4 separate regions of the Mus musculus genome follow, and all the other regions are linked to region 1. The links are chromatin loops, found by intact Hi-C in ENCODE. Cell type or tissue: heart. All regions are shown on one strand.

Region 1 (5,000 bases):
TTTCTTTCTACTCTTGTAGAAAGAAAGTCCTGAGCATTCAGAACAAGCAAGACTTTCAGCAATCCATAAATCACATTGTTGGGAAGCTCAAACATGGTGCTTAGCCACAGAATCACGGGTACTGAATTAGCAACACCTGATAGTGTGACAGTAAAGCCTCTCTACACGGAATTAAAGAGAAGTTTTGAACGCAGAAATAATGAACTAAAAGGAAAACTATATCAACTCCAGGTTACTAGGTGACAAAAGCCTAGGGACAGGTTCTGAGTGGTCAGAGAAATAAGTTTTCAGCACATCAAAAGGGAACAGGGAGAAAGAGGAAAGGGCAGAAGATAGCAAGGAAAGGGACTATATTTCCTTCATATATATTCCTATATGAAGGAAAAGAACAGATAACCCTACAGACATAAGAATGGGCAAGGAAAGAGAAAGCTACCAATTTTCAGTGATAAAGAGGAAAATAAGTTTAATAGTAAATATTCATGTATTTAGGTTAAACCCTGAGCTTGAAAAGGTGAGAAACAACCAGCTCAGACTTCCCTTTTAGAAATAATTGTATAGGGGTATTGTAATACACAAAGCCATTCCTATGTTTAATGTGTATAATTCATCATGACTACCTTTGTGTGGGCAGACTACAGACATTACCATTATCTAGTTTCTGAGTAATTTTTTTTCACCTTCAAAAGAAACTCCCCACTGCCCTTCCCCCTTTCCTTCTTTCAAGCCAGAGGCAACCTTAATCCATCCCCATCTCTAGGATTTCCCTCTTCTGGAGATTTTATACAAAAGTAGAAGACACTAAAAGTAATTTGAATGGATTCTTTAAAGTGAAAGTTTCTCAAGACTTATCTAGGACATAGTATGAATTACTATTCATTTACTTTTAATGCTGCAAAATATTCTATCTTATAAACATAAAGGATTTTATTATTTATTGGTAGATAAAAGCAGCTTCCCTAGAAATACTTTATCCATCTCACATACATGAAATTACAGGCACACACATAAAGTTCCTGTGGGGTTGTATGCTTATGGACTTTGGCTATATATCTTGGGATGAGTCTTCTGGACTCATGCAATCTCTATGTTTCCTACTTTGAAGAAATGCTGAGCTTTCTGTTCATTTGTTTTGTTTTGTTTTTTAAGTATGACTGCCCTGCCTCAATATACTGTGGTCCAAGAGATTGTTACAGCATGCTGACCGTTATTAGCAGTGGGCAATGGGCCCTGAAGTCCTTGTAGCTTCCCTATTTACCATTGAAATGGCAGTTGGCAATGCACTAGAACCATGATCTGTGGTTCAGTGCCCAAGTTCACTCCTGATCTTAGTGGGGAAAGGTAAGTGGTCAAACTCCATCTTGTCTCTTGCTAACTGGCTTGAGATTTTGGAACTACTTGAATGTTACATCTTATGCTAACCTCACTTTCAAGGCCTGAGAACAGCGACCATTAAACAAAGCAAAAAAAAAAAAAATTTTTTACAGACAAACCCTTCTTATATAAGCAGTTATGCCTAATTGTACTCAAGAGAACATATCTTGGTTTTAGAATGTTTTGATTCGAATTGGTTTACACTGGAACTAGGCCTACTCCCTACCATTGCAAGCATCACTTGAAAGTTCAGCTGCAGTTTCCAACACCTGAGTCATCTTCTGTAGCCATCCCTCTGTGCACTGCAGAAGTAAGTATTCTAGGCATCATAGTTTCCTTTACCTTGTGAGAAACATGGAAAAGGATTCCTTTAAAGTGTTGTTAAGGTACCAAATAAGGATGTATTAGATCATGGGAACATGCTGAGTTTTCATAGTCTTAGTCATAGCAAAGAGACATGCCCCAAATGTCTTCTTATGGGAAGTTGTTACCTAGTGCAATTTGACTTGAAGCCACGGAAGGAATTAGATGATTAATGCAAGAAAATGTGTGAGGCATAGGTTCCAACGTGTGATTCACCTTGCTGCAGAACCTCTGAAATAGTGGAGAAATTTGGTGTGAAATTAACCTGTTAGTATAAACATAGATCATCTTTCTCCACTATATAACATCTGAGTATAAAAAGGAACATTAATTTAATGCAGAAAATATCCCTTTAAGCACAGAACGTAGGTTGTGTAGACAACCAAATGTCCGTGGCTTCCTAGCCAATCTGTCAAGCTGAATTGACAAACCTCAGGTTCAGTGAGAAGCCCTGTCTAAAAAATTGGATAGAGAGACATTGAGAAGATGTCTAATGTTTTCACCTGGCCCCCTAAAGCTCAGAAGCTCATGGACACTCCTACATAGCTGCATGCACCCACACATAGCTTTGCACATTCATACTAACAAATGCGCACACGTGCAGTTATTCGTTGATTTGTATTAATATGGGATTACTGTGAAATCAAGAAAAAGTATTTTTCATACAGAACTTAAACTCTGTTCAAATCATATCTCAAATGTTTGAACGAGGTTTGAAATGACGTGTTAGATATTTAATTTGTAATAAATTGTGCTGTGATTTTAAGTTAAGGACTCATGGACGTTTATAGTCCAAGGTTTCCCCCTGGTGGCCACCTTGTCAACAACATACCAGGATAGAAGACGGAGAGGTGCTTTCTTGAAGCACTGCTTTAGCAACCCTATAGGTGGAACAACAATATGAACTAACCAGTACCCCCAGAGCTCCTGTCTCTAGCTGCATATGTAGGAGAAGATGGCCTAGTCGGCCATCATTGGGAAGAGAGGCCCCTTGGTCTTGCAAACTTTATATGCCCCAGTACAGGGGAACGCCAGGGCCAAGAAGTGGGAGTGGGTGGGTAGGGGAGCAGAGAGGGGGGAATATAGGGAAATAAAGGGAGGTTATAAGGAACTAAAGAAAATATCTAATAACAAAAGAAAAGAAAATGAAAACACAGAGGTTTCGTCCTATAGAACCTGAGTACTGGGATTTTTTTAAGAGAAAACACTACATTTCTTTGTTGGTTGTTGTTGTAAATATATTTATTCATATAATTAATTATATATCATATACTGTTTTGCTATGAAAATCTAAAGACCTTCCATTTTCATAAATTTTGAATTTAAAAATACTTTTATTTTTATGATCACACTTACTATACTTTTTTTTTTTTTCACTTAAGCAGAATTACTAATGCATGGCCTCATATCAAATCCTTAAACCGATGGTCAACAAGGTGTTCACCATTTCTTTTATGTTTTCAAAATGCATATGGCAACTGACATTCTATCTCAATCTAATCCATGATCTGTGGTTCTGAGTAACACGATGTCTTTTGTGCTTTAACTTAATAATATTAATGTGAGTCATGTTTACACTGTTTGCTGAGATATGTGTGCTGGTCAGACTAGGTACAACTCTCAGAGACTCATTTGTTTAAATGCTTGGCCCATAGGGAGTGCCACTATTAGGAGTATGGCCTATGGTTGCTGGAGGAAGTATGTTCACTGTGAGGGTAAGCTTCGAGGTTTCCTATGCTCAAGCTATGCCCAATGGGGCAGACAGTCCCCTGCTGCTGCCTGCAGATAAAGATGTAGAACTCTCAACTCCTTCTCCAGCCCCATGTCTGCCCGATGTTGCCATCCTTCTGACTGTGCTGATAATGGTCTAAACCTCTGAAACTTTAAGCCATCACCACTTAAATGTTTTTTTCTTTAAAAGAGTTGCCATAGTCATATTATCTCTTCACATCAATGGAACGTCTATGACACAACTTAAGTTCTGTACTTGTGTGACAAAATGAATTAACAAACATTATAATTATTTTAAAACAGAGCCTTGGTTATGATGTCATTTGGAAATGATAAAGGTTTTTAAAGGTCTGCTCCAAAGCACTTAATAAGCTATGAACTTCCTATGAACTTCCTTGTCACAGAACAAGCATTTGAAAGAAAGAATTTTGATGTTTGAACTTTTAGGAGCTTGACTAAAAACCCTGGTAAGATGATCAAAATGAAACACATTCATTTGCTCAAGGATATTACCACTTGCTCCCTTTGAAAATGACAGAATACTGCCACTAACATCAAGTAGTATAATCAGAGAAGAGTATAACAAAACTGTCTCTTCACTATTGTCTACATAGAAAAACTTCATATTCATACTCATTCTTTTTTAGTAAAATTGATATCCAATCATTCTCAGAAAAGGAAACAACATGTAAAACAATGTTTTCTCTTAACCACCGCAACAGTTTTGGATTTGGTGTCTGCAAACATGATGGATCCCCAGGTGGGCATTCCATGGTTGGTCCTTCTTCCAGTCTCTATTCCTTTTTTTTTTTTTTTTTTTTTTGTCCCTGTTCTTCTTTTGGATGGGAACATTTCCTGCTTAAAAAATTTGAGATGGAGCAGGCATGGTGGCACATGCCTTTAATCCTAGCACTCGGGAGGTAGAGGCAGGCAGATTTCAGAGTGAGAGGCCAGCCTGGTCTACAGAGTGAGTTCCAGGACAGCCAGGGCTGCACAGAGAAACCCTGTCTCAAAAACAAACAAACAAACAAACAAACAAACAAAAAATTTGAGATGGGTGGCCCCATCTGTGGACCAGGGGTCGTGCCAATTTACTGGAAATGGTTCCTTGGAAGGTCCTGCCAGCAACTGACCAAGGCAGATCTGGTTGCTTGTAGCCAACCATCAGGCTGAGCTCAGGTAACCTGGTGAGGGAGCTGGCAGAGGACTGGAAGAGTGGATGGGGGTTGCAAACCAATTGGAAGAACAGCATAGGCTGGCATGACCACCCAGTTCTCCCAGAGACTAGACTACCAATCAATAAGTGTACCTGGTGGGATCCATGGCTCCATATATACTTGTAGCAGAGGATGGCCTTGCCTGACAGCAATGAGAGCGGTTGCCATTGGTCCAGGTGAGGTTTGATCCCCCAGAGTAGGGTGATGCTGGAACAGTGGGGCAGAAGAGTATGGGTTGGTGGGGGAGCACTCTCATATAGGCAAAGGGGAGGGAGAAGGTCAAATGTGGGATGAGGGGTTGGTAGAGCGGTAACC
Region 2 (5,000 bases), 520 kb before region 1:
TCTCCCAAGCCTCCTTCTTGGCAGGCAGTCATTATATAGCAACACAAGGAAATCCAGACGTGGAAAGTTGCTTATGAAAAAAAAAAAAAAAGACTTGGAAATCAAGTGAGAAAAGGGCTAGTTTTACAGAAGAACTTTACAGGGCAGCCTACAAAATGCCTGTTGCACCATTATTTTAAAAGCTAGTGCAGGGCAGAGGAATTAAAGGGTGGCTTCCAGACCATCTCTGAATGAGATGAAAGCTTTTTCATTGCACCCAGAGCTGTGATGCCTACTTCTCCCTGGATACTTCTTTTGAGAACTTTCTTTGTGGGTTACAATTATGTCCACCTCATGATCTGCAAACGTTTCTCTCCTTTGACTTTATCAACACTCTTTTCTTCATACCATGGGCACCTTAACAAAAATAGAAAAATTAGGTAGGGAAGTTTTAGCACCCTGAAACCCCTAGAGTATGCCATTGAATTATCTATCCTTCCTCTTTGGTTACAGTTTGTAACTGTACACTGTCAAAGAGTTTGTTGTTACTTAAAAGTTATACTGGATGGATTTCACACACCTAGAATGATCCTTAAACATTAGTCCTTCACAGGCATTTGAAAGGGCACAAGTCAGGCAGAGAAATTGAATTTGGCAATAAGCCAAGCTTAAATCAGACTTAGAACACATCATGATGCTAAGATTAAGAAAGACAGGGAAGTGCTCAACATGGATGGTGGATGTATTACCAAGGCAAACTGAGGAAAGAAGTGGAGAGCAAGACCATGACACGCAGGCATGGTGTCTTCTAGGTATGCCATGCATAGTCACGGCAGTCATGCAGAAAATGAAACTGTGATCATCGATAGAACACACACACACACAGACACAGACATACACACACTAGGAGGGGGCTAGTTGGGAAGACAAAATTCAACAAGGATGGTAATGGGGACAGCTTTCTGAATGCTCAGGCTCACAACTATCAGCAGGACTTTTGGTCTGAAACGTCACGCTGACATGGTGGTCTGGTAACTGTGTAAATAGATGTGTTGCTCCCAGAATGTCTGGGCTCATAATGATCCATCTCTTTTCCTTCTCGGTAACCATCACCCTTAACGTGGGGAAGTCCTTGGAAAACGTTCTTCCCCACATCCTGAAGCTCTGCCCAGAACTTCAGAAACACATTCATCCAAACCCCAAACCTTCCAACTGGATTTGACCCTTGTTTGGCAGTTGGGCGGGAGGGTGGTGCTTCAGATGTGCTGGTAGAGGGCCTGGGGTGGGGGGTGGGGTGGGGGGTTGTCCTCACTGCTGATTGGGCTTCCGCATCCCCTTGACCCTCCCACATTCCTTCCTTCTCAGGAACTCAGATTCCAAGGTGGATATGTCAGAAGCCCATTTGGAAGCCACATTAGAAAAAGCAGTCCTTTGGAAAAGACCAGTGTTGCAGAAGAGTTCGTTTAAGGACATTTACAAGGGAGGCCATCAATCAGATAAAAGCAACTGCCAACTTTCAAGTCCTTCCCATTAAGTAGGACAAAGTAGTACTTTCGTCTTCACTGGGAAGTAGAAAACATGCAATTTCAGACGACAGTCTTACTTTCCTCCTTTTGCCATGTAACTGTACACCTCCTTATCGCGGCCATACACCACAGTGTCCTGTCTGACTGGCGTCCAGCCTTAGCGAGTGTTGATCTCATAAAGTCGCCTCACTTAAAGCAGAGATTACTGCAGAGGCTCACCGAAACACCTGAGTGTAAGTGGGGGCTGAGTGGTTTGCATGCAAGATGCATTTAAGTAAATCTCTATTGAGTGACAAGTCCTTTATGGGAGAAGCAGAGCCACTAGCAAGACCTGCCCTTCCACCAGTCTTTGTATCCCAGGGCTGGGCACCCACCTTCTGTACCTACCTCTCGGGTGAACAGGATGGCTGCATCGTAGTGCTCTTCGTGATCATCCCCTAGCTGGTTATGTTGGTGCTGCCATTTGCAAAAGTTCTTGAGGGTCGTGGCCGCATTCTTGCTCACCTCCAGACTCGTGTCCTTGTCCGTCAGCACCACCACCTTCACCACCGCCAGGCGGATGTGGTTCTCAATGCTTGCATGACTGTACAGCCTGTTGGCGATGGAGGCCAGGGTCAGCAGGTAATGCTGCAGGCCCCGCCCATACATCCTGGCCATGGACGAGTCAGCCACCAAGAGGAGCTCCACCTGGCGGGCCCTGGAGATGGAACGGCGCCTACGCCTCCACCAAGTCTGAGGTCCCGCGTTCCCAGATGGCGAGAAAGCTGAGTGGTCCAGCAGCTGCGGGGCCAGCGCTGAGCGTCTCCTAGATCTACTGTGCACCGAGGGGCTCTCTTGGGGCCCAGATGGGGATGCAGGAGTCTCGCAACTGGCGCGTGGCGGCAGGGCCTCGAAGCTAAAGCCCTCGCGGTTGTAGACATGCAGGATGCGGGAAGATCCATCCCCATAAATTCGTTCATACTCTGCCCAGGACCCACGCAGGAGTGGCTTTAGAGTGTAGCGCGCATGCTTGACTGCAAAGAAGCCATCGAGACCCCCGCAGAGGTCAAAGACAGCTAGGGATCGAGGGCTGCCGTCCACGGTGCCTCTGTAGAAACAGTGACCCCGGTGGCCAGAGGATGCGCTCAGCCCTCCTCCTGCAGTAACGATGCTACCAGCAGCACCCACTGTGTCATCTCTCTCCAGGTCCAGCAGGAACCTCCGGCCGCCCGCGTAGACAAGGTAGCCCACTTTGCCACCGCCAGAGTAGAGTTGGTCTATATTCTGGACCAGCCCGCCGCTCCTGCGCTGCCCGGCCAAGGGTTGTAAATGGCCTCGCTCCCGTGTTTCCTCCCCCTGCGGCTGGTCCGGCTCGGCGGCCGCTGCTGCAGCCTGAGGCTGCCTGGTTTTATCCTGGGCAGGTGCCGCGGCGGGGCTGTCAGCGGCCAGGGACAGGCAGGACGCGCTCAGCAGCAGCAGTAGCAGCAACAAGGGCGCCCACTCGAGCCGCATAGTGCGCTGCCCGCCGGGAGGGGCTGCGCGACTGAGTCTAGCTGGATGCTTGCTATTTGCTATAGAAGTTTCAGGGGCGGGGGTGGGGGGCTCGCCCTCCCACCCACCCACCCACAGCCGCACACTCTACACACTGGCGTGCAAGGTTGAGTCAAGTGTCCAGGAAAGGGTAGGGGGAATCCGCAGCAGAGAGCCAGCCTGGCCTGGCACCGGTGCCACTGTGAGAACTTTTTCTTTGTTGGTTTGGAAAATGTTTGGAATGGAGGTCCAAGAGACGGAGGAAGAAAAATTTTAAATAAAATAAAAGAAAAAAAATTAAATAAAGGGTGGTGTTGGTGGGAGTAAAAGCCAAGAGGTGGAGAGCAACCAAATACAAAAAAGGAGAGAGGCCCAACGCAGACAAGATCTTTGCACAAACAGATCAAAACAAACGAGCTAAGAGAGTAAGAAGGGCGACCGCGCTGGCCCGCAACTGGTGCGCGTCCGCTCCCGCCCCCTCGAAGCCCGGGGCTGGCGGGCTGCAAAGCTTCCAAGCTCCGACCCACTTCCTTTCTTATTCTCAGGGCTTCCTCGGCTCCGCTGGAACCCGAAGGCAGGGAGAAATGAGACGGGAGAAAAGAAAAGGAAAGAAAGCAAGCAAAGGAAACACCTAAAAATGTTTAAAATCAAAAGCTAGGAGGCGGCCTGCGGAGAGCCAGCGAGGCGGCGCGTCCCGGTCCCTTCCGTTGCCGCGTCCTCCCGCCCGGGATCATCCCCAGTCGGCTGCTACGGGCGCGGAGAGCGGCTCAGGCGCTGTGAAGATGCGAGGAGGTGGGACAATGAATTTATAGCGGCGTGCCATCCTGCAATGGCAATTTCAACAATTCGTCACTGCACGCTGCCTCTTAAAGGGAGAGCTTCCCCCACCACTCCCACCCTTCCCGGTCCGCGCCTAATCTGATGGGGGAGGGAGCAGCGAGAGGAGGAGGGTGATCGAGGAAAGGCAGACCGGGAAGGAGGAAGGGGCCAGAACCTAGCAAGGTGGAAGGAGGGACAAAGGAGGGAGTAAGGGTGAGAAAGAGATTGAGAGAGAAAAAGTATTTGGGCAGAAAACAAGAAAATTCTCTTGGCCTCATTTAAAGCCACAGCAACTCCGGTTCTGTGTGGTATTTCACAACCAATCGGGGTTGGCTAACCTCGGCTTACCTCATCTCCTGAAGGGGTGTTTTGGTGTGTTTTTAAAGTCTCTCTCTGCCTCCTTCCCCTTGCTGTTCTTGAGCGGGATATGAAGTTCTTGCTTCATTTTGCCGGCCAGTGCGCTCTGGCCTTGTAGACCTGGTAACTTCACTGGTCAGGGCAGCCGCCTGTGCAACCCCAAGTCCCTCTCTCTTTTCCCTGGTTCTCTCCAGTCGGTCCCGGTAGCTGATTTCCAGCCTCCTCATCTCCTAGCTTGTTCACGTTCCAACACTTGCTGACTTCGGGCTAGGGGTGACTAACTTCTCCCGGCCATCAGCTGAGCAGCCAGGCAGCCACCGGTGCTTCCTGGCGCGTCTCTGGGCATGCAGCACTGCGGTGACCCCAACAGGGCCGGCTGCGGCCTGGGAAGTCCTTGGCTTTGTGTATAAATGGCGGTACTCCCAGCTTTTTTTCCAGGGCATAGTTGGTCAGTGCCCACAATCTGTCACTTATCCCAGCCACTGGAACTCTGAGCTGTAGGATGTCAGGGTGGGAAAGAGTTAACTCTTGAAGGGGAATCTGCACCCCCACCCCAGACTTTTACATTTGTGCTCACACTTTCTGGCAAACACTCCTTTGTTTGTTTACTTGCTACTCTTCTTATAAGTCAGCCACTCACTGTCAGCCCTCTCATTTTCAAAGCTCATATCCCAGGGAAGAATACTTGAGGGGAGGTGATTGGTGGTTATTAGTAGGCAGGTGGCATGGCCCCTGCTACTCAGTTCCTCCATCCTTTGTTTCCTCTAATTATCAATTCTAAGAAGGTGAAAGGAAACCCTAGTGACTTTC
Region 3 (5,000 bases), 460 kb after region 1:
CTTCTGTGATGTTCCCTGTGCTTCGGCTTCAGGGGCGATATTGTAAATGTATCTGTTTGGCACTTGTCTCCTAATGATCTGTTGATGACATGATGTCATGGCATGATGACTAGGTGTGTCTTTCTATAATGGTCTCCATCTACTGCAGAACTGTCTCTCACAGGGAGGATGAGAGCTACAGATATTTGTGGGCATAAGGATAGGCTTTAGAAAAAAAGTTAGAAATTATACCTGGCTAGTAATATGGTAGCAGTAGGCTTTCTTCCAGGATCCATGACCTGGATAGTTCCCTAGATTTTCGGTACCAGGCACTATATATTCTAAATCTAACTTAACAGAAGTTGGTTACCACCAAGACATGCGTGCCAATGCTGTATCTTTAGGGATAGCTTGACATGGTGGTTCAGTTTATGGTTCATAGGTATCAGAGCTGGATAGGGCTACTAATTCCTTCCCTCCCTTGGTAAGTTGCATAGGACTTTCTTATGCTAAGGAAACTCATCCACAGGAAGAAGGACATCAGGTTACATGCAGTTAGAAGCATCTGGGTCCCATAGCCTAGGGATGCTGCCTTCTGTAACTTCAACCTCTGGGATGCATCCCAGGGCAACACCAACTGCCTCCATTATTTTGGGAGTCACCTGGACTATCCCACAAATATCTTGAAAGGAGGTTTCTTGTGACTGGCTCTGGAGATTTTGTCAGATACTTTGTCAGAAATGCAGTAGTCATGTTAATAGTATCGAAGTCTTTTGGTCAGCTACTGGATATTTGTCTTTTTGTAAGTATTCACAATGGAAGATGAATGACAGTTGTTTACAGCCATTCAACAGCACGAGTTATTTTTTTCCAAGTTTTACTAGTCTCTAGATACCTTTTCTGACAAGCTTTACAATTTCAAACAAGTAAATATTTTATATGTGGCAGGGCTTCATAAAAACTTTTATTACCCTAACACTTTCAGATAAACTTAGGTAAACATTCTTGTGTCGTGCTTACAAAAATAATGAAAACGGACCTCAGCTTACATATTTTTATATACTGTCAATGTTAGTATTCAGCCTTCACAATGATATTTTCCCCTGGCCATAGGTACTATGTTTTATTATAGATATTTATTTTATTTTAGGAAAGCTGATGTTAACATAGTTTAGCCTTCACATAAAAGCTCAAATGAAGTAGTGCTCCAAATGATGTCTGTTAGAAATTTAAATGTTAAAGCAATTTCAAAACTTTTCTTAACAAGCAGATTCACTGCTAAATCACAAGACAGGTTCATTAAAAGACGATTAGTAATTTATAAAATATATAGTAACAATAAAAATAGTCACTAAAACTTCTATATTTTTTAATTGTGGTAAAAACTGGCATAGTAGGGTTTTCTTAATATGCATTCTTTGCTTCCTAACACTTGAAATTGTCGTAAAATTTAGAGAACATGTAGGATTTCCCCAATTCTTATTAGTACATGCTAGCTACTTTTTAGTAACTTTTCTAAATTTTGAGCACCCTGAGTTAAAAGGTTTTGAAAAGTCATTCTGCCACCTTGCGTTCCGTACTGTCAAGGCAGTTTTGTGCTTCTGGGAAACCACGGGAAATTTTCTGCCAACAGGGAAGTCTTAATTCTGAATCAGAATTCTAGAATCATCCTGGACTCCTCTGCCTGTATTATTGTTTCCAAGTTTTCATGAACCTATCACAGATATTTGTAACTCAATATATTCTTATGCCAGAGTACGGATTCAATTCTCATTATTTTTACTAAGATTTTGAAAGACAAATAACAAAACTTTAATTGAAACCATATGTGATTCTGTAAAAAAAAAAATGTTTTCTTACATATTCTTAACTGAATGACTAATTGATACATGAAAGTATACATATTGTATACTTTTTTAATGAAATATAAACAAAGAAAAACAAGCTTATATTTTAAATACTTCTTTTGTGTAAGTGGTGAACAACTTGTGTGTGTGTGTGTGTGTGTGTGTGTGTGTGTGTGTGTGGTGTGGTGTGTTTTGAACTCAGAAAACTAGAAAAAGCAAAACTCCAAAATTCCATAAAAGAAAAGAAAATAATACAAAAACCCAATGATAACAAAGGATTGTTGTAAATCAAGTTGAACATCAATAAATAGCCTCTCAAACCTACTTTATTGTGAGAACACAGTATGTAGTCTCAAGGCTATTGATGCAGGGCATCTTCATAATGGTTGACCTTGCTTTCTTAGGCATTTCTTTCCTTGATACGGAGACTCCTGAACTTTTTGTATTTCATTCTGTTCTTGAAAGTCATTGAAGGACTACATCAGAAATGTATAGATATGACAGTTGGGGTTGTAGGGAAAAGGTGGTTACGGTACTAGTCATAATCTTAAAGGGCCTTTTCCCTCCTCTTTCAGGGGGACTTTTAACTTACCACAAAATAACTGATTTGTGTGACTACAATCCCTCTGAGGAAATGATCAATGTGAACGGTGTGCTACTGCCATCTTGTGTCCGAAAAGAGTCCCTCAGTTTCTGTAGCATGCTAGTTGGAGTGAGGAATTCAGAAATGTTCTGAAACTAGCCTTCAGGCTTTTGCAGTAGAATGTAGGAGGGAGAACTTTAGGCTGTGGGTCTCACGAAGCAGCTGTTAAACCCAGAACGCATGACATTCTTGAAGCTGCCAGGGTGTGCATGACTTAACCTGCTCCCCTCGGACTTTTACTCTGAGATGATACTTTTAAAGTTTCGAGCAAAAATTGGAAGTCAGAGAAAGCAACAGATGAAGGCAAGAGAATAACACTTTATCACTAGAAACTACATGGAATTTTCAAATGTTAGAGCCATAACATTTTTCTCTAAGTCTTAGTGTATTAATCCAATATAGTCAGTCAATGCTTCAAAACTTGGGGTGCTTGAATTTAGAAAAAAAATCTTAAAGCCATCAACACTTTCAAAATCCTTTAATTCATTACATTACATCAAAAGAATTCTCAGCATTATGACTGTTAAATATCAGGCCAAGTTGCTGAGAGGATTTCACTATTGTACATAAATATCCAAAAGATGACCTTAGTACTTAGCTATTCTCAAAATCTACGCAATGTAAGAACAATCATGAATATTAGAAAGAGCACAGGAGTGACCCAGTGCTAATCTGCCAACCCAGCATGAACTTTCAGCATCCTCAAAACGCCAAGTACATCAAAGAGAATTCCTCACTCTGGAGAAATAAATGTGTCCTGAATCTCAGTGGAGAGACCAAGTATCACACTACTTCATCACCCAGAACTGAATCTACAAAATTATCTCAGCTATAGAAGCAACACCAGGTATTATGGGAGTATGTCCAGTCATCCCGTAACTTCTGTGACTGAAGGAATCTGAAGTAATCTTTTGGCTGAGAACTGGTCTTGGCTTTGCATTTGAAATCATAGGCAGTGATAGGCTGGTTTTCAGGCCAGGCACCGCCCACTGATGGATGCTTCTGCCTGGCTGCAAGCTGATCATCTGCAGATGGAGAATTGGGTCTCTGTTATCATCATTTCTTTTATCTGAAATCAATCTACTCTTGTTTTTAGACTTTGATCCTATAGTCAGCCTCCTATAAGACAGGCTTTGCCAGCACATCTATACAAAGATGAACTGCTAATGGGAGCCTCAGCTAAAATAACATGCACGGGTTTCCAGGCTGACTGTGACCCATCGATCCTTCCCTTAGCAAACATGTCTGACGTCAGGACCCCTGTACCTGTGCAAGTCCTTGCCAGAGAGGAGGCTAACAGGCAGAGCTGGCATGGACGTTAGGCTGCATTGTTCTAGTCTTGCCCATCTGATATTCCCGTCTGAGAGGAAGAGCTGTAGGAACTGATATAACTTTGGAAAGCCATACTTCCTTCCACTTCATGGTTCTTGACCAATGAAAACAAAGCACCACCAGCGGCAACACCAGATTTGCTTAGAAATCACAATAACAGACTAAAGCATACAGAGTTTTTCTTGTGGACATTGCCAGCACATTACCCAGCCAAGTCCACCCTTCTCTGAGAAATCGGTAAATTTCCCTCAGTGCTCAGAAGATGACAGTGAATCCCATGACTTTTAAAGCTTTATAAACGCAGTCTTGCTTTATATTATTGACAGCGAAATTAACTGCATTGCTTCATAACCTTTGAGAAGAGAATTTAGAAATGTTAGATATCCCTTTAGAAATTTTAAACACAAAATTTCTCATATAAAAATACTTTCTTATCTACAAATACCATAATAGAATTATGGTAATGAAAATGTAAATATATAAAATAGAAAACGATTTTGAAATCCATACCAGTGGAAACTGTAGTGGTTATAAAATAGTACTCCTGAGGCTAATTCTGACTGCTGAAAATGACCAGCAGCATCTGGGTATTTTCCTATCCATTATGCATATTATATGTTATCATGGCTTGCCATGGTTGTTAACCTTGGATAAAATTGAATTTGTTAACAGGACTGTTTTGTGGAAAGTTAGACCACAGTGTACTGCTGAAACACGCAATGAGATTAAGAGGGAGGCTCAAGGGTCACCAAGGTCATCACACTCAAAAAATGAGGATGGCTCCTGGCAGATTGGGTTGATTTGAATGCATTCACTAGACCCTTGAGTCTTTTGCCTGGTTTCAAATATGGCTTCTACTGTTGAGCACACTCCTGATGCAAACCCATAAATTCCTCTACCAATGCCCAGCTTACATTAGACGTGTGTGTTGGCACGTCGAGCACTGTGAGTTAAGTCTCTTCTTGGTAACGTCAGCCTGCCTGCAGTATTCAAAATGAGGAGTTTGAAGGGATACTTTGAATTGTTGATGTTCGTCCTACTAGACAGACATTTGGAATGTAGGGGGAAAAATGATCTAAAATCAGAAATCAAACTTTCAAAAAGATTACAAATTTATTCTAAACTGTACCCAGATGTATTATTTCAAATTTACCAAAATGTTATTTGTGTGTTTTCAGTGAGAACAACAATAAAGATGC
Region 4 (5,000 bases), 230 kb after region 1:
TAGCTCCTCAAGAATGATCAACTTTTCAAATACAACCTGAACAAGAAAAGCAAAGGAACTTTGATAAAAATATGTATCTAACTACATGACGTTTCTAAAGATGTAGCCCTTCCAGATCACTATTGCATGGAGAAAAAAATGCCAATTTTCTTAGAATGAACTCTATGAACTTATATCATCCATACAGCAAAACACCCCTTCAATCGATGAGCTTGGAATCCACCAGGGACCTTACTTCACATTGGTTAAACTTCGAGAGCTTCCTTCATTCAATGTGTTGTGATCATAACTATTTTCCCCCAAATGATTCCCCCTCCCTTTCCACCTTATTTGGCACCTCCTTGTTTACCATCAAGGCCAACTTGATACCCGAAAATTCTTGGATGTTCGGTCTTCCATTGGAGAGTGGTCAATTTGTCAGTGGGTTATACTTATAGAGAAAACTGGCCTAACCTTTCCCAGCAACTAAGAATTACCAATAGATCCTCTGTTGCCTTGAGCCTTTGGAAGAGGTAATGGATATATGTTCTCTTTACAGATGGACATTCTGAATTCTCTTTTCTTCTGTACTTTGACCATTGTGGGTCTCTGTCTTGATTTTCTTCTACTAGAATTAGGAGTTTCTCCATTGTTGATTCAATAATGCCTTAATCTACTATTATAATGATAGGTCATTAATAGTTGTTTTAATACTATATCCGCTACCATAATGTTAGTAGAGTCATGCCTTCTCTCCTTGTATTTTATTAAAATATATTATTTGTTTACAATTTTATTGTAAATTCCACAAATGTATGCAATACATTTTGATCACACAAAATTGTTTTGTTAATACAAAGTTGTTGTGCATAAAACCCAGTATGGCATAAAATCCATCTTCTTATAGTCTTTACTGTATAGTCTTTCTCTCTTACACAATGTTCATTGGGCCTCTGAGTGGGTATAGACATCCCAGTTATGAATAATCCTTTAACCATCATTTATTTTCAGCACTCTGGCCAGTTATGGGTCTTTGCTGCTAATCATTACCCACTGAAAATACATCACCTTATCCAAAGATGATGGCAGCACTAATCTCTGGGAATAAACATAATTATTTAGAATGATATTTGGAGGGGAAAATCATGTCCACTTAGCACAAAAACAACAGCAGTTTTGTTTTGTTTTGTTTTGTTTTTTCTACTATAGACTATAAGCTCTTTAGCTTAGATAGAAATTTCCCCAGCTGCCTTTATAGCATCCTTTGGTACTATGATGGGCTAGCCAAAGAGGAAGAAATTTCCAGCTCAGATCCAGCCTGTGTTCTCTATATCCTATGACAAATGCACGTGATGTCTAGAACAAGAGGGTGTTAGTATGTGTTTCCAGTGATCAGCCACAACAGTAGCCATTGCTGGTATTGTCCTGAGGTTCTCTGGGGCTTCCCCATGCAAAACTTATAAACTTATAGTTTCAATAGTAAACTATGGCTTCAAAACTTTGGACTCAAGAAAAAGCCACAAGAAAACCTGACCCTTGGTAAGCTAATTACAACGTAATATTAAAAAGCAATATACCCTATATGGTTAGATGAATCTGGTATGCAGCACAGCTTAACAAACACTTCCTAACACATAACAAGTGAGTCAAACTTCCTTTTTATCCTTTGAAGTTATGTTCAAAGATCCTCCTTGTCTAGAGTCTCATTTTCTTTCTTCCTGAAGAACTAGCAATCTTTTAGGACTAACCTTACATTTCATTTTGTTTATAAGTTCACATTCCATTGCTAAATTCTGTTTTCTAATCTACTTCCATAACTATGTCATACAGCAGTTTCATCATGATGGAAGCATAATTGAAGCAATTAATATGATTGGCTGAACACCTACAATATGTCAAGAACTCTTCCAAATGACCTATGTCCAGTGCTTCACTGAATTTTCACAATCACTCCATTTTAGTTGTTCACAGTTAACTCAGAGAACTTAAGTGTTATACCAGATTTACTCATTTAGCACATGGCCAACACAATTTTTCATCCAAATGCTTCCTGGGTCCAAATCTTTAAAAATAATTCTAGGACACCTTCATTCTAGTTGTTTGAATTCCGTTTCTTACCATATAATACTACATTTCTATATTTGGAAAACTTTCAGATTGTTTTAACTCCAGAATCTGCATTTTTCATGTTTTTGAAATAGCTTTTTGTAACCTTGAAGATGAGTCTTTTATATTTGCCAAAAGTGTTTGCAAACATCAAATATAACATGAGACAAAGCATTACTGTTCTGCACCTTTAATAGCAACCAGACATTTCCCCAGACTACCTTAAATGTTGAAGTTACAGAACTGGTCATGATTAATGTAATAAGCAGCCAAGATGGTTTACTTTATGATCTCTGCATGACATCTAGTGGTTGGAGTTGGAATATTTACGGAAATGATCTTGTGCCAGAAAGTCCATGTTAGTTGAGAGTCCTCAGTCTCAACATAAAAGGAAGAGTGACACACAGCTCTCTCACTTCTGAAGTCTGGAAAGAGGGAACTCTTGATCATTTATATTTCTCACTCCATGTGTCAGAGCACAGCAATCTGTCTTTGTGTTAAGCAATCGCTGCTCACTGGGGCTTGTGAAACTTTATTTGCCTGTAGTTAGTACTCACTTCTGATGGCTGTGACTCTGGTAATCATTATCACATGCAAAAATGAACAAATCCTTTTGGTTCTGTTTCTTCGACTCTGTGCCACAACAAACCCTCTGTGGCTACAAAGAAGCTTTATATAACCTGCATGCACACAATAACATCACTGGCTTTATTGTTTTAGATTTTTAAAAAAGTGTTATGTACATCTGTTTTGATCTTTCTAAAATGTTATAAACAAGCAATTTCTAGATTTTGAGTCATAAGCATGCCCTTTGTTTTTCATCCTCTGATATAAGATTTGGAAAGAGCTTCCAGTAACTTTGAGTCAGCTTACATGACTGACAATACAAAGTGGCACATGACATGCTTGTGTCCAAGTGATTGGCACACCAGAGCTGGGAGAAGCAGGCAAGGACCTGAAGTCCAACAGTCAAAGACAAGGTCCCAGAGAATGAGTGACTGGAAACAAGCTGTTGCCCTTGAACCTGTGTTCCTACAGAGGGATCTGAGGCTGCCCATCACACCATCTTCTAGTTCCTTCGTCCATAAAACAGAATGTCATTTACCTCAGTTTCATGTGATGAAAACCACCCTAGCATGTGTAAAATTAAGAGTCATTCTAATTAGAAATAGAGAAAGAAGTATTCAGATCAAAAACTGTCCCTGGGTATTCACAAATGGATGCAGGCCAACAGAGAAAATACGTGACAACCAGAGCAGAGAAAATACGTCACAACATGCCGCAGAGAATCTGAAAAGCACTCATAGGTGTTTTCTGTGAAGTCTGGAAATTATCATAAACACTACTTTTTAGAATTTTTCCATCAGAGTTTTTATCTAGAGTTTTGAAAACATTGTTTATGTAATATGTGTGACCTAGTGAATATATATATATATATATATATATATATATATATATATATATATATATATATATGTATATACACACTATCTGTTTGCAGGAGTCTTTGAGGGGAGAGGGGAACCTTGGATCCTCTAGAGTCAGAGTTGGCATAGGTGCTAGGTACCAAATCCAACTGGGTCCTCTGCAGGCGTTTAAGTGCTCATAAGTTCTGAGCCATCTCTCCAGTCCCCTAACTGAGCTTGGAAGTTCATGTGATTTATTATCCTTATTTTCTTTGTGATTGTATGTGGAGCACATGCCTTAACACACACGAAGAGGTCAGAGGACAGCTTGTTGAGTTGGGTCTCTCTTCTTCCCACCCTGTGAGCCCCTGGCATCAAAGTCAAGTTATCAGTCTTGGCAGCAAGAACCATCTCACTATGCCTAAACACCATCTTTTAATGTTCTGTTATTCCTAAATATTCTTTTTTACTGTGACATAAGCAAAATTATGCATTATGTTTCTCAAATTCAGGGTTTTTTTCACTATAAACAAAAACCAACACTATGATAGTACTAGAAACATGTTAACTTTGCAATGGGAAACATATATACAATAATTATTTAGTACTTCAAAGTCTATTGCTAGAGATTATGGTATCAGCAAACATGAAATTCACCTCTGGGATAAAGAGTAAAAGAAGCAATCCCTCTGCAGAGGCTCAAAGAAGACTTTTGTTGAAGAGGTGAGTTTCCCATGCATGGTCTTTGAAGTGGGTTCTTGTTAAATCTAGGGACCTCGTGATGAATGAACTAGAAGAGAGACTGCTGACAGATCAGAATACTACAGTGGTGGTTTTGTCCTTTGGTTTGAGAAAGTTGATGATTATTAAGCTCCCTGCCTAACAGGCTTTGTTCCTAACCCAAGATTCTCCACCCTAAAGAGACAAATAGTAAAGGCATTTGAGGTTGCCACTTAAATAGACTCTCTCCTAGCCTTCCATGTGTGGTGCTTTTTTTTTTTTTTACCCCGATAATGTATATTTTAGTCACTGAAATTACTTATGGGAATGGATCTGGTGTTTCTGCAGGTTTGAACATAAAAGAATAGACAGGCAAACAGATGGAATCACATATGGGTGTTCATGGATCCGATTCAGGAGGGCTCAACTTTTGCCTTCTTGGGATTATTTAGTTTTAAAAGGCAGTCTCTGCCTGCCTCTCTGTTATTTATCAGCATGAGATAGCTGACCGATTTAAGTGCTGATCTTAAGCAAGGTTGGCACGTCCACCCTTGATATTTAACAGACCTGAACTGAACAAAGCACACACAGTTTGACTCATTTTAAATACTTGGTCACTTTTTAACTCCATGTAAACTCTTTGGTTAAACCTTATTTCAAACGGTGAAATAATCATAGCCTTCATGCGCTGTCTGGTTTAGGACAGGTTTTTTTTTTCCCCTGATGGGATGGAGTGATGGCTTTGTGGTTAAGAACTCTGGCTACTCTTCCAGATGACTTCAGTTCAAT

The links. Peaks named below come from ENCODE experiments on the same cell type or tissue, not always from the same donor. Only the 100,000 strongest peaks of a DNase experiment are listed, where the experiment ranks them.
Region 2: a loop joins it to region 1, with 3 times the contacts of the local background. A loop is called at or near these places in 3 of 42 quality-filtered maps.
Region 3: it touches region 1 in a loop (6-fold over the local background); 15 of 42 quality-filtered maps call a loop at or near these places.
Region 4: a loop joins it to region 1, with 8 times the contacts of the local background. A loop is called at or near these places in 15 of 42 quality-filtered maps.

The regions. Positions count from the first base shown.
Region 1 is chr16:86,417,108-86,422,107 of GRCm38, forward strand. No RefSeq gene overlaps it. Among named protein-coding and RNA genes, the nearest start is that of Gm32357, 180 kb to the left of the region's middle. In heart, a CTCF peak has its summit at 2,541 (motif pointing left); no DNase peak of the experiment used is centred here.
Region 2 is chr16:85,897,272-85,902,271 of GRCm38, forward strand. It overlaps Adamts5 (a disintegrin-like and metallopeptidase (reprolysin type) with thrombospondin type 1 motif, 5 (aggrecanase-2)), which reads right to left and starts at 3,854. Exons shown (of 8, transcript NM_011782.2): 1 at 1,893-3,854. The coding sequence starts at 2,996. Gm46558 (a long non-coding RNA gene) reads left to right here and starts at 2,529. Exons shown (of 3, transcript XR_001781962.2): 1 at 2,529-2,726; 2 at 3,560-5,000. In heart, CTCF peaks have their summits at 2,183, 2,991 and 3,652; DNase peaks (open chromatin) are centred at 1,230, 2,280, 3,850, 4,430 and 1 weaker place; H3K4me3 peaks cover 2,887 bases; H3K27ac peaks cover 2,311 bases; H3K27me3 peaks cover 328 bases.
Region 3 is chr16:86,880,222-86,885,221 of GRCm38, forward strand. No RefSeq gene overlaps it. Among named protein-coding and RNA genes, the nearest start is that of Gm32624, 66 kb to the left of the region's middle. In heart, CTCF peaks have their summits at 1,561 and 2,494 (motif pointing left); a DNase peak (open chromatin) is centred at 3,810; H3K27ac peaks cover 378 bases.
Region 4 is chr16:86,642,633-86,647,632 of GRCm38, forward strand. No RefSeq gene overlaps it. Among named protein-coding and RNA genes, the nearest start is that of Gm32461, 160 kb to the right of the region's middle. In heart, a CTCF peak has its summit at 2,395; no DNase peak of the experiment used is centred here; H3K27ac peaks cover 564 bases.